Regions from separate parts of the Homo sapiens genome. Here region 2 is linked to region 1. A link is a contact called in ENCODE Hi-C or POLR2A ChIA-PET data. All regions are on one chromosome and are shown on one strand. Each heading gives the region's core, a stretch centred on a gene start or an enhancer-like site at or near the end of the contact. The rest is flanking DNA. Distances are from core to core; before and after follow the strand shown.

Evidence for each region. Hi-C counts contacts between places; a loop is a spot of excess contacts on that map. ChIA-PET counts read pairs that join two places held with the same protein, here RNA polymerase II (POLR2A). Pooled maps may share reads with other maps.
Region 2: a map of CD8-positive, alpha-beta T cell shows a loop between it and region 1 (2.9-fold over the local background). The contact joins two enhancer-like sites. A Hi-C loop is called at or near these places in 6 of 168 maps with a recorded cell type or tissue (CD4-positive, alpha-beta T cell, CD4-positive, alpha-beta memory T cell, CD8-positive, alpha-beta T cell and 1 more) and 11 of 50 pooled maps. POLR2A ChIA-PET finds 5 or more read pairs at or near these places in 14 of 52 experiments (CD4-positive, alpha-beta T cell, CD4-positive, alpha-beta memory T cell, K562 and 8 more).

The regions. Positions count from the first base shown.
Region 1 is chr6:127,932,342-127,937,140 of GRCh38, forward strand. No RefSeq gene overlaps it. Among named protein-coding and RNA genes, the nearest start is that of THEMIS, 34 kb to the left of the region's middle. Within about 2 kb of position 2,315, at least 3 of the 41 ENCODE cell types and tissues checked have a DNase peak (open chromatin) inside an H3K27ac peak, as active enhancers do; they include CD4-positive, alpha-beta T cell and CD8-positive, alpha-beta T cell, where a contact is called at or near this core.
Region 2 is chr6:127,969,471-127,974,269 of GRCh38, forward strand. It overlaps PTPRK (protein tyrosine phosphatase receptor type K), which reads right to left. Exons shown (of 30, transcript NM_002844.4): 28 at 4,194-4,357; 29 at 3,552-3,687; 30 at 1-810. The coding sequence ends at 757. Among named protein-coding and RNA genes, the nearest start is that of PTPRK-AS1, 56 kb to the right of the region's middle. Within about 2 kb of position 2,646, at least 7 of the 41 ENCODE cell types and tissues checked have a DNase peak (open chromatin) inside an H3K27ac peak, as active enhancers do; they include CD4-positive, alpha-beta T cell and CD8-positive, alpha-beta T cell, where a contact is called at or near this core.

The DNA of each region.
Region 1 (4,799 bases), core at 1,065-3,564:
TATATATATAAACAAAACCAAATATTCATGAGTCCATACTGAGATAAAGAAATGATTGAATAAATAAATAAATAAATAAATAAATAAGGGAAAATAGACAAATATCCCAGGCAGGAGAATTCCAAATATTTTATATGGATATTGACCCCTTCAAGGAGATGGACCTTAATTCCTCACACTTTACATGTGACATGTGCATAATGACTTCCTTCCAAAGGGTACAGTACGGAAAGGTGGGAAAAATTTAGCTTTCCAGTTGAGAAGCTTAGCAAACACTACCTTAATCAGGTAATCAAAGTCAACATCAAAAAGTGATAAGTCATGTGGATAGCATGTACCACTGATATTGATGCAGGATTTTTCTTGGCCACTTTCCCTTCTGGAGACCTCCAGCTGACAAAACCTCTGCCCAGGCCCTCCTTGGGCCCAGTTTCATTGCTGGAGATGCCCAGTCTACTCAGGCCACTGGGCTGCACCTGGCTTGCACTCTAATGCAAATCGCGTGGCCACTGCAACTGCACACTCAGCCCCCTGCATTTGATGGGTCCCAAGTTCTTGTCCCATGTCCAAGAAGAATAAGTTTACACTAACAATTAAAGGGTGAGGAAGGTGGAGAATAGTTTTATTGAGCAGCAAAACAGCTCTCAGTGTAGAGAGGACACGAGGGTTGGCCCCAACTCGAAGTTGGGTGGTCTCACTCTCCTTGTGCCTGGGCCAGGGCTTTTATGGACTCAGAATGGGAAGTGCATGCTAATTCGTTTGTGAGTATGCAAAAAAGGCTAAAACAAAGGCGCCATTCAAAGGTGGCCATGGCAGTGTAAAAAATTAATTAGGGAAAGGTAGGTATATGTAAAATAGGTGAAGGGTGAAGATCAATCAGAGGAAAGCAAGCCAAATGGGAAGAGAGTTTCTCAATCTGGTCTGTGGATTTGACTCATGGCTTGGTTTTCAGGCTTTAAACTGTCTTCAGCTTGAAGGTCAAGGTTCACTGGGGACCCGCCCCATCTGCCTACACATTTGTCTGCCTCCTGCCACTATGAATATGATATGATGTGAATAGCACTTTACCTCTGTAGTCTTCCTCCCAAAATTCCATAACTCCAGTCTAATAATGAGAAGAACATCAGACAAATCACTATTGAGGAACAATCTATAAAATTCTGGACCAGTGCTCCTCAAAACTTTCAAGATCATCAAAAATTTTGTACATCTAAAAAAAATGACAAAGTAAGTGTAATATGGTATCCTGGAACTCTAATAGGACATTAGGAAACAACTAAGATAATCCAAATACAATATAATAATACTGATGTATCAATTTTTTTTTCAGTTGTGACAAATGTGCATACTAACATAATACATTAACAACAGGAGGAATTGGATGTGAAGTATATGAGCATCCTCTGCACTATCTTTGCAATTTTTCTGCAAAACTAAAACTATTCCAAAATTAAAAACGTATTTAAAAGAAAAGCAATTATGGAAGGAACTGAGTACTGTTGACATCATAGAGTTGCTGTACCAATCCTGGCTTGCCTGTCACTGTACTTCTTGCATCATGTGAATTCCTATGTTGTTAAATTACTTTGATAGAATATTCTAATTCTCCCTGTTAGAGCAAAGCAATGATAAATGAATATACTGAGTCTCAGAGGTGTGAGAAGAGAATGACAGGACTGAAAAAAAGGAAGAGGCATAGAAAAAACTAAGCTTTTTCAGAAGCAAGGCCATTGTCTCATTTACCCAGATTCTAATGTCATAATTATGACTAAGTTACGCTTTTTTTTAAACTGAAAGAAGTAGTCACTTTCCACAGTTAAAGAAAAACTCTAATTGTTGTCTGTTGTATTATTAAACATGATATGAAAAAACATGAAGATTAGAATCTAGAGATATTTGGAGGTGGCAAATGGGGTTCGCTGAGTTATTCTTGTTTGTCAATCTTGAAGCCCTTACTATCTGGAGAGCAAAAAGAGGTGATGAACCCTGCTGTTTGTTTGCTTATCTTTGAGATATTATGCATCTCTAAACAGGAGCTACAGAATTCTCTAAACAGGAGCTACAGAGGCCCAGTTCATGAGTGGATGTCTCATGAGACTCCCCAGAAAGGGTCTAGGCCCCTCTTGCTGTTTGGGTGGTTCAACCAAGGTCAAGAATGCCACATTCAAATCATCACTTAAAGAAGCAAAGAAATGAGCTTAAGTTAGAAACAAGATACCTCTATCTGAAGGGAAGTATAATCAGCAAAAGAGAAACACAATAAGATCAGAAGTAGAAAAGCAGAATGTGGTAACCAAGTGAAGCTCGAGGTAACCCCAGCAGTGAGGGTGTGGTGAAGCAGAGGGATCATGATTTTTGTTTCCGGGCAAATAAGAAAGAACACCCAAAACCAGATCCCGGCAAAGAGTTAGTATCTGTTTGCTTTCGGTTATACTTCGCCTTCTAGAAGCCTGTGAAGATCATCTCCACATCATCCCCATAAGATTTTAAAGGGGCAACTGTGGTCCAAAACTTTGATACCCTAGGAATGGAAGGGGTTCTGGAGACAAACTTAGTATTTTACTTCCTTTCTCAGAAAGCCCCATGGCTCATTTCATAAATTATAAACTTGGCATTATATATTTAATTGTAATTTCTTCCTCGGCCTATGTAAAGTTCAATCTGAAACAATTTCAGAGTGTTTCATTTTAATGACTGAAATGTGTATTCAATTCCTATAAAAATCCAAAGCTCCATTCCAAATGTAGTTGACATTCTCCAGCACATCATTTAAATTTCTCTTAGTAATTTTGTGCCTTCTGTGAGACAGTGATATTACATTGCCTCAAGGCATTTTGCATATTTTGTTGATTTTAACATTTAAAGTCCTGGTGCTTTCTACACTCTCATTATGCCCCTGTTCATGTCCCAAATTTCCCTCCACTCCTCACTAGGAAGCAGTGAGAAGGTTTAAATAATTTGTGTGATTTTTAAAAAGCAATTTCTCTGGGATGGGGACAATTGAGAGTCTGAGATGGAAGTATTGATGAAGATATCAGAATTCAGGGAAACTTGTTCTGGTTATGATGGCTATGAGGAAAAATAATGGGATCATTCTACCTATGATGTAGATGTCCTAAAAATAAAATGGAAGCCGAAGACTACAATCACTTTAAGCATTTAGGGAAAGGAAAAAATTAAAGATTAAACTTTCACAGGTAAACCCTGTTGAGTGGAGAATAAATATTTGGATGAAAACAGCTAACAAGAATATGCTAATTTGACCCAAAGGCAGTGCCAAGAGCCATTATGTCTATCAAATTTTTCTAGAGAGTTCTATTCCAATGTATTAGTCTGAAAAGCAAGGCCCTAGCTCATGTCTGCTTATTACTTATATATATTTTACTTTATATATTTTATATTATAATATCTAGACTATGACTATAATTATCTGGTCTATAATATGTAGGCTATGTTTCTAAATAGTATGTAGAGGGGAGACATTATGAGTGGGTTCAAATCCTATCCCATCTTCAATAAATAAAATATTTATCTAACTTAAGAAGTCGTAGTGAGAATGAAATGGATAATACATTTACACTCCATAAGATGCAGTGTTAAATAAATGCTAGTCATTATTAATGATTATTACCACTGGCCAGTAGAAGTCATACAGTTCGGGTAACAATGCTAGTCATTTTTATATATTATTAATAAGCCATTTAAACCACCCTCAAGTGTAATCATTACCATTTCTATAAAAAAAATTGAGCTTCAGAGAGTCAAATTACTTTTCCATTGCCACCTAGCAAATAACTGATAAAGTCAGATTTAACTCATATCTGGTTCATTCCAAACCTCATTCTCTTTCAACTATGTCATTGCTTCTTCAAAAACAATGCAATTTAACATAAACAGAAAATAGCACACATATTCACCTTATTAGGGTGGGCAAATTTGGTAAGTAAAAATAAAAAATTGTTGTCTGGGTGCAGTGGCTCACGTCTGTAATCCCAGCACTTTGGGAGGCCAAGGCAGGTGGATCACTTGAGGTCAGGAGTTCGAGACCAGCCTGGCCAACTTGGTGAGACCCCATTTCTATTAAAAATACAAAGCAGCTGGACATGGTGGCACATGCCTGTAGTCCCAGTTTCTTGGGAAGCTGAGGCAGGAGAATGGCTTGAACCCAGGAGGCGGAGGTTGCAGTGAGCTGAGACCGTGCCATTGCACTCCAGCCTGAGCAACAGAGCAAGACTCTGTCTCAAAAACAAAATAAAACAAAGTAAAATAAAAATTGTTCATTGTTTATACGAAATTCAAATTTAACTAGATATATTTATTTGGAAACTCTACATCTCAAAATACTTTTAGCTGTTAAACCTAGATGCTTTTTGGCTAACTATTGAAAATCAGGGATCTCACTTTTTGGTATGTATGTCTTCATTTGTTAGATGAAATTTAGTTAAGGGAGGGATCTTGTTCTTTATTAGACATCTCCCACCCATAGACTCACAGACTAATACCCAGACAGGTCAAAAGTGCTCCTTGTAGACTCTGCTTTATTCATGTTTGTGTCTCCCAACACTATATGTAACATATATGGGCACCCAAAAAATGCCCATGGCATGAAAACAGCCATCAAGTGTTCTTAGGAGTACTTGAGCAGGGAAGATTTGTGTGGCAAGAAAACATTTAGCACATGGTGTGTGCAGCAAATATGAAGCAACAAGAGCTTTGCGTAGCTCTTTGGCGACTTAGAAGTTAACACTTTTCTTTCCTCTACAACCAGAATAAACTTCAAATTCATCTATCCAAGCCCC
Region 2 (4,799 bases), core at 1,396-3,895, 37 kb after region 1:
ACTAAAACATACAAAAAATAATCTACAAAAATCGTTTACAATTGATTTTAGCTAAAGAAAAAGCTTTCTTCAGGAAAAAAAAGATGATTGTGTGGTGGTAGTATTTTAGCCATCAAAAAAGGAATGTAAGTAACCAATAAATATAATGTGCTTTCTCCATATAGACATATTTACACTTGAGTCTTTGGCTTATGTTATTTTCTAAAAAGAACTTTAAATGATCCAGCCATCATTGCACATTAAAAGAAAATAAGCCAGTTATATATATTTATATATTTATATAGAGATCTGCTACACTGGAAACATATAAAAAACGAACTTTACTATGAATTTGCACAGCTTTTCTTTTCTTCTTCCTTTTAAGATTCATCAGCTTTCATTTTAGAAAGGGAGAAAAATGCCACGTAGAAAGTATGAACTCATGCAACATGTGGTAGCTGCTCTACTGAAACCATGAGAAAAAAGGTGGCATGTTCACTGTACAAACACCAATACGTTCTCATTTCAATCTGGTTCTTATTAAATATAATTTATGTGGCATGAAATGTTGATGCTTTAATATAGTAATAAAAACTAATTCAGTCCTTTTTATTAAGATACACAACTTCATAAAAAAAATACTTTTACCTCTCAAATGTAAAAGTCTCCCACCCCCCACATTAAAATCTTTCTGCACAAGTGTAACAGGTACAACAGCTGCTGGCTCAATAGATGGACAGGTTTCTTCATGGATGCACTTTAAAGAGTCTCACCCAACTAAGATGATTCCAGGTACTCCAAAGCTACATCATAGCAGAAACGGTATTGCTCCTGAAAGATGTCAAAACACAAAGAGTGAGAAAACTTAAGAAAGAGACTAATGTTGAATAACAGTTACCAAATGAAACTTGACAACCAATTTAGATTACTCAAGGATTACAATTTATTTTTTCTATATATGAGATTAATATCTAGGCATACATATTTTATACTTGAGTCTAATGATCCATTTAAGAAAAAGGAAATTTATCTTAAAAAGACATTTTATCTTTGCCGCATATTTTCTATCAATTTTTTAAATATCTATAATTTTTTATCTGTTTATAATAGTAATATTTGATCATTACAGAACAATTCTGTACAAATATAAAGAATATACACATTCTGAACAAACATAAAGAATGAGAAAAAGAGCTATAATTCTATCATCAGAAGAAATTGTTAAAATATCACCTTAGTTTGCCTCAGTTCTTTTTGTGCATGGTTGAAATAATTATCTTAGAATAAATATAACTATGTATATTTCAAAATATAATTTTAAATGTAACTTTTAAAATTTAACATTGTTACAATTCTTTTTCCATGTTATTTAACATCTTTTAATACCACATAAAAATCAAATATATGTATTGTTTGACTATTAAGTTGCTTTTATTTTTTTCTCTATTTTATAATGCTACAGTGATAAACTGCAAATGTTTTTCTCCATATATTTCAGATGATTTCCTTGAGAAAAAAAAAGCCAGCCATTTTAAACAGCCATTTATGCAATTTCAAGTTCTTAATTTTTGACACTGTTTTTGTCCATCAGAGTATTTAAGCAAATTTTTCAAGAATGGTTAGTGATCCTTAAATTTTGAGCCTACTTATACCTGAAAATGTATTTCTGCTGCCTTTATATGTTTAAGACAACATATTGGCAATAAAATTTTTGAGTTAAAACTGCCTTTCCTCTAAGCCCATCTATGGACTTGCTCCATAATAAGAATTTAGAAAAATTCAGAGACCATATCATAAACTATTACTTATAATATGCAATTCATTTAAAAATTCCCAACTCAGTTCATTCAAGTGGGTAAAATTCAGGCTGGAGAACAGTCTAAAATGCATATTATTTTGGAATAGAAGTTCGAGGTGTCTCCAGCAATAAACTAGGGTAATAAAACTTTCCTTAAGAGGTCTTTATCATTCCAACACTATTCACCAAGTAGTTATGATTCAAATTCACCTACCACTGTGGCGAGTGCATTCAAGGAACCAAAATGTGCCTAGAAATAGTTATGTCTCTTTAAGCAGTCTCCAGCAATATTGCCTTCACTCTAAATCTCCTCACCAAACTCCTCAGCTCAACTCCACAGCTCACTAAACTAATCATCAACACTGATTAAACACAAATCAGAGGGTGGGGTGTTCAGGATTCACGGGACATGAATGTAAAGGAAAATAGTAACTTTTTGGAAGGTCCCAGAATGGCACAGTTTAACCATAGATTTTTTTTTTAATTAAAAAAGGTGGGAAATCAGTTAAATTTGAAGGTAAAAGTTGAATTCTGAAGTCAGAAATGATCCCACTGATGATTTTAAGACTTGACCTGAAAAATGGAGGCAGAGTTTACATCAAGAAATCTTCAAATCGCAAAGTTTAGAGACATAACCACTATTCATTTAGTTGCTAAGACGATCTGAGAGTTCTCCCTCAAAAATCCCTCCGATTCATCCCCCCTTTCTCATCTCCATAGCCAGCACCCCAATCAAAACCAATGTAATCTTGTGTAGACAGCTGCAACAACCCAGGGAAATGAGGTGGTGTAGGGAGTTTGAGGACACCTGTAGAAAGGGTGGAAGTCTGGTACCGCTTGTAAAAGTGAAACAGTACAAACCTAAGTCTTCAGATTTTGTCTCAGGAAGCAACGCAACTCTTGTGCGAGCAATCCATGAGCAGGAAGTGGTGAAATACTTTAAAGGTTTATTGAATTGCTCATTCTAGTTATCTGATCATCTTGATAAATGTAGGGCAAGCAACAATGATGCCTTGGTTTTTCTGGTTTACTTTTCTGTGAGCATACACTACACAGCTGCTCCCAACCTGATCCCACCATGCACATACATATGTGTAACCCACAGATATCTCTCGTTAGAAGTAAAATGTGTTAGATAAGTGTAACTTTCTTTCTTACTCTGCATACAGCTTCACCTAGATGAACTGTCACACACACACATACCTATCAGCTCTTATTTTGTAAGCTATGTTCTGACTTTACGAGCCTTGACAAGCTCAAGTAGCATGATATGAACTGCCCTCTACAGTTGGTAAAAGCTGAAAACTTAACCATGATAGTTTAACCATTTACAATTTGATCAGAAAATGAATGAATAATTATAGATAATGACAAAACTAAATTTCATTGCCTTTTAAAAATACTGGGTGTCTAAGGTACTGATGAAACCTATATCCCTTAGACATACAGCCTTGATATAGGATTTATTCTTCTTATAGGACCATTTACCAAAGTTTACTGCAGCAAATATTTTTTGGCTATAACAGAAAAAAAATCCTACAAATTTCCCAAATTAAATGAAAATAGTTTCATGATTAGCAGTTTATGCAATACGTGATTAAGTGTCTGTGGGTAGAGGGGGATGCTCAGCAATGTATTAATTAGGCAGGAAAGTCCCCACAACGTCTCATTTTCACATCTGATTCCCTATGTGTGTATGAAGTCAAATCAATAAGTAGGTATATGACTAACTAATCTCTAAGATGCCTTCCAAATCTAAGATTCTGTGACTCACCGGGGCTTCCACCATGTTTGGCTTGCTGTTCCTCAGTGTCTTTACTGCATGGAAAACATCGACAACATTTTGCCGTTTCACCATTTCAACAACGATGCCTATAGCACAGAACATGCCACTTCGCCCGCCACCATTTCTGAAAGCAAAGAAAGCAAAGGCATTTTAGATAGCAGCACCAAGTGACCACAGGTCACACCATCATATATGTTTGGGAAAATAAGACATTGTAGTTTTAATTGTTTTCCATTTGTGTCTTAATTTTGCTTTATATGTGTACAAGGCAGAGAGGAGAAAACTTGAGGATGAAATTAGATCAGTAGCTTATACTCAGGAAAATGCTATAGGCATAGATTGCTGCAATCTAGACTTTGAGATTCTGATATATTTGTAAACTGTGTAAATCAGAAGTTGTTACGAGTAGTGTTCCAAAGAGTTTAAATAATATAGCTATATAATAATCAATATTTAGAAAATATACAAAATAAACTTAGTAGTTAATTATAGACTCATGAGACAGGAAGACTGTTTAAAAATAACATCTATGGGAGGTCCATAAGATGCAAGCCAGATAGTCTTTAACATTGAAAATGAGAAAATAAGCACCAAGGCCCCATGAATGACAGGCTGAGCTGCCCTACTCACAGGCAGTGGATAATCGTCCGGCCTTCCCCTTCCTCGCATTCCTCCTGCCACTTTTCCACCTGAAGTATCAGTTTCAAGAATGACCTTTTGGATCCAGGCACTTCTCGATGAGAAGCCCATCCTAGGTACTGAAACTGTTGCACCATCAGATAACCTTCCTGTGGCTGTAGAGGGAAGTGTTTTTATGTAAATACGCTGGGACTACAATTTTTACTAAAAAGTAAAAGGTGCATATAATTTACAATACAAATGGCATCTACACTGGATTGAGTCTAGCTGATATAAATCCTCAATATGTACATGCTAGTAAAAAAACATTCTAAGTGACAACAGCAGGAAACATGGCAATCATCCTTTATACCTGTTTCTCCCTCGCACTATGTATCCAGTAATTCATTACTACGATTACATTTCCTAAATAACTTTCAGATTCATTGCCTTCTCTTTATCACCACTGACATCAATACACTACTAGTCACAGGTTCTGATAATTACCTCCTAGCTGATCTCCCTGAATAAACTTTGATCTCCTTCCAGTCCATTCTTACTATAGGCATCATGATTATTTTGAACTGCAGATACAATCTTGTCATTTCCTGCTTTAAT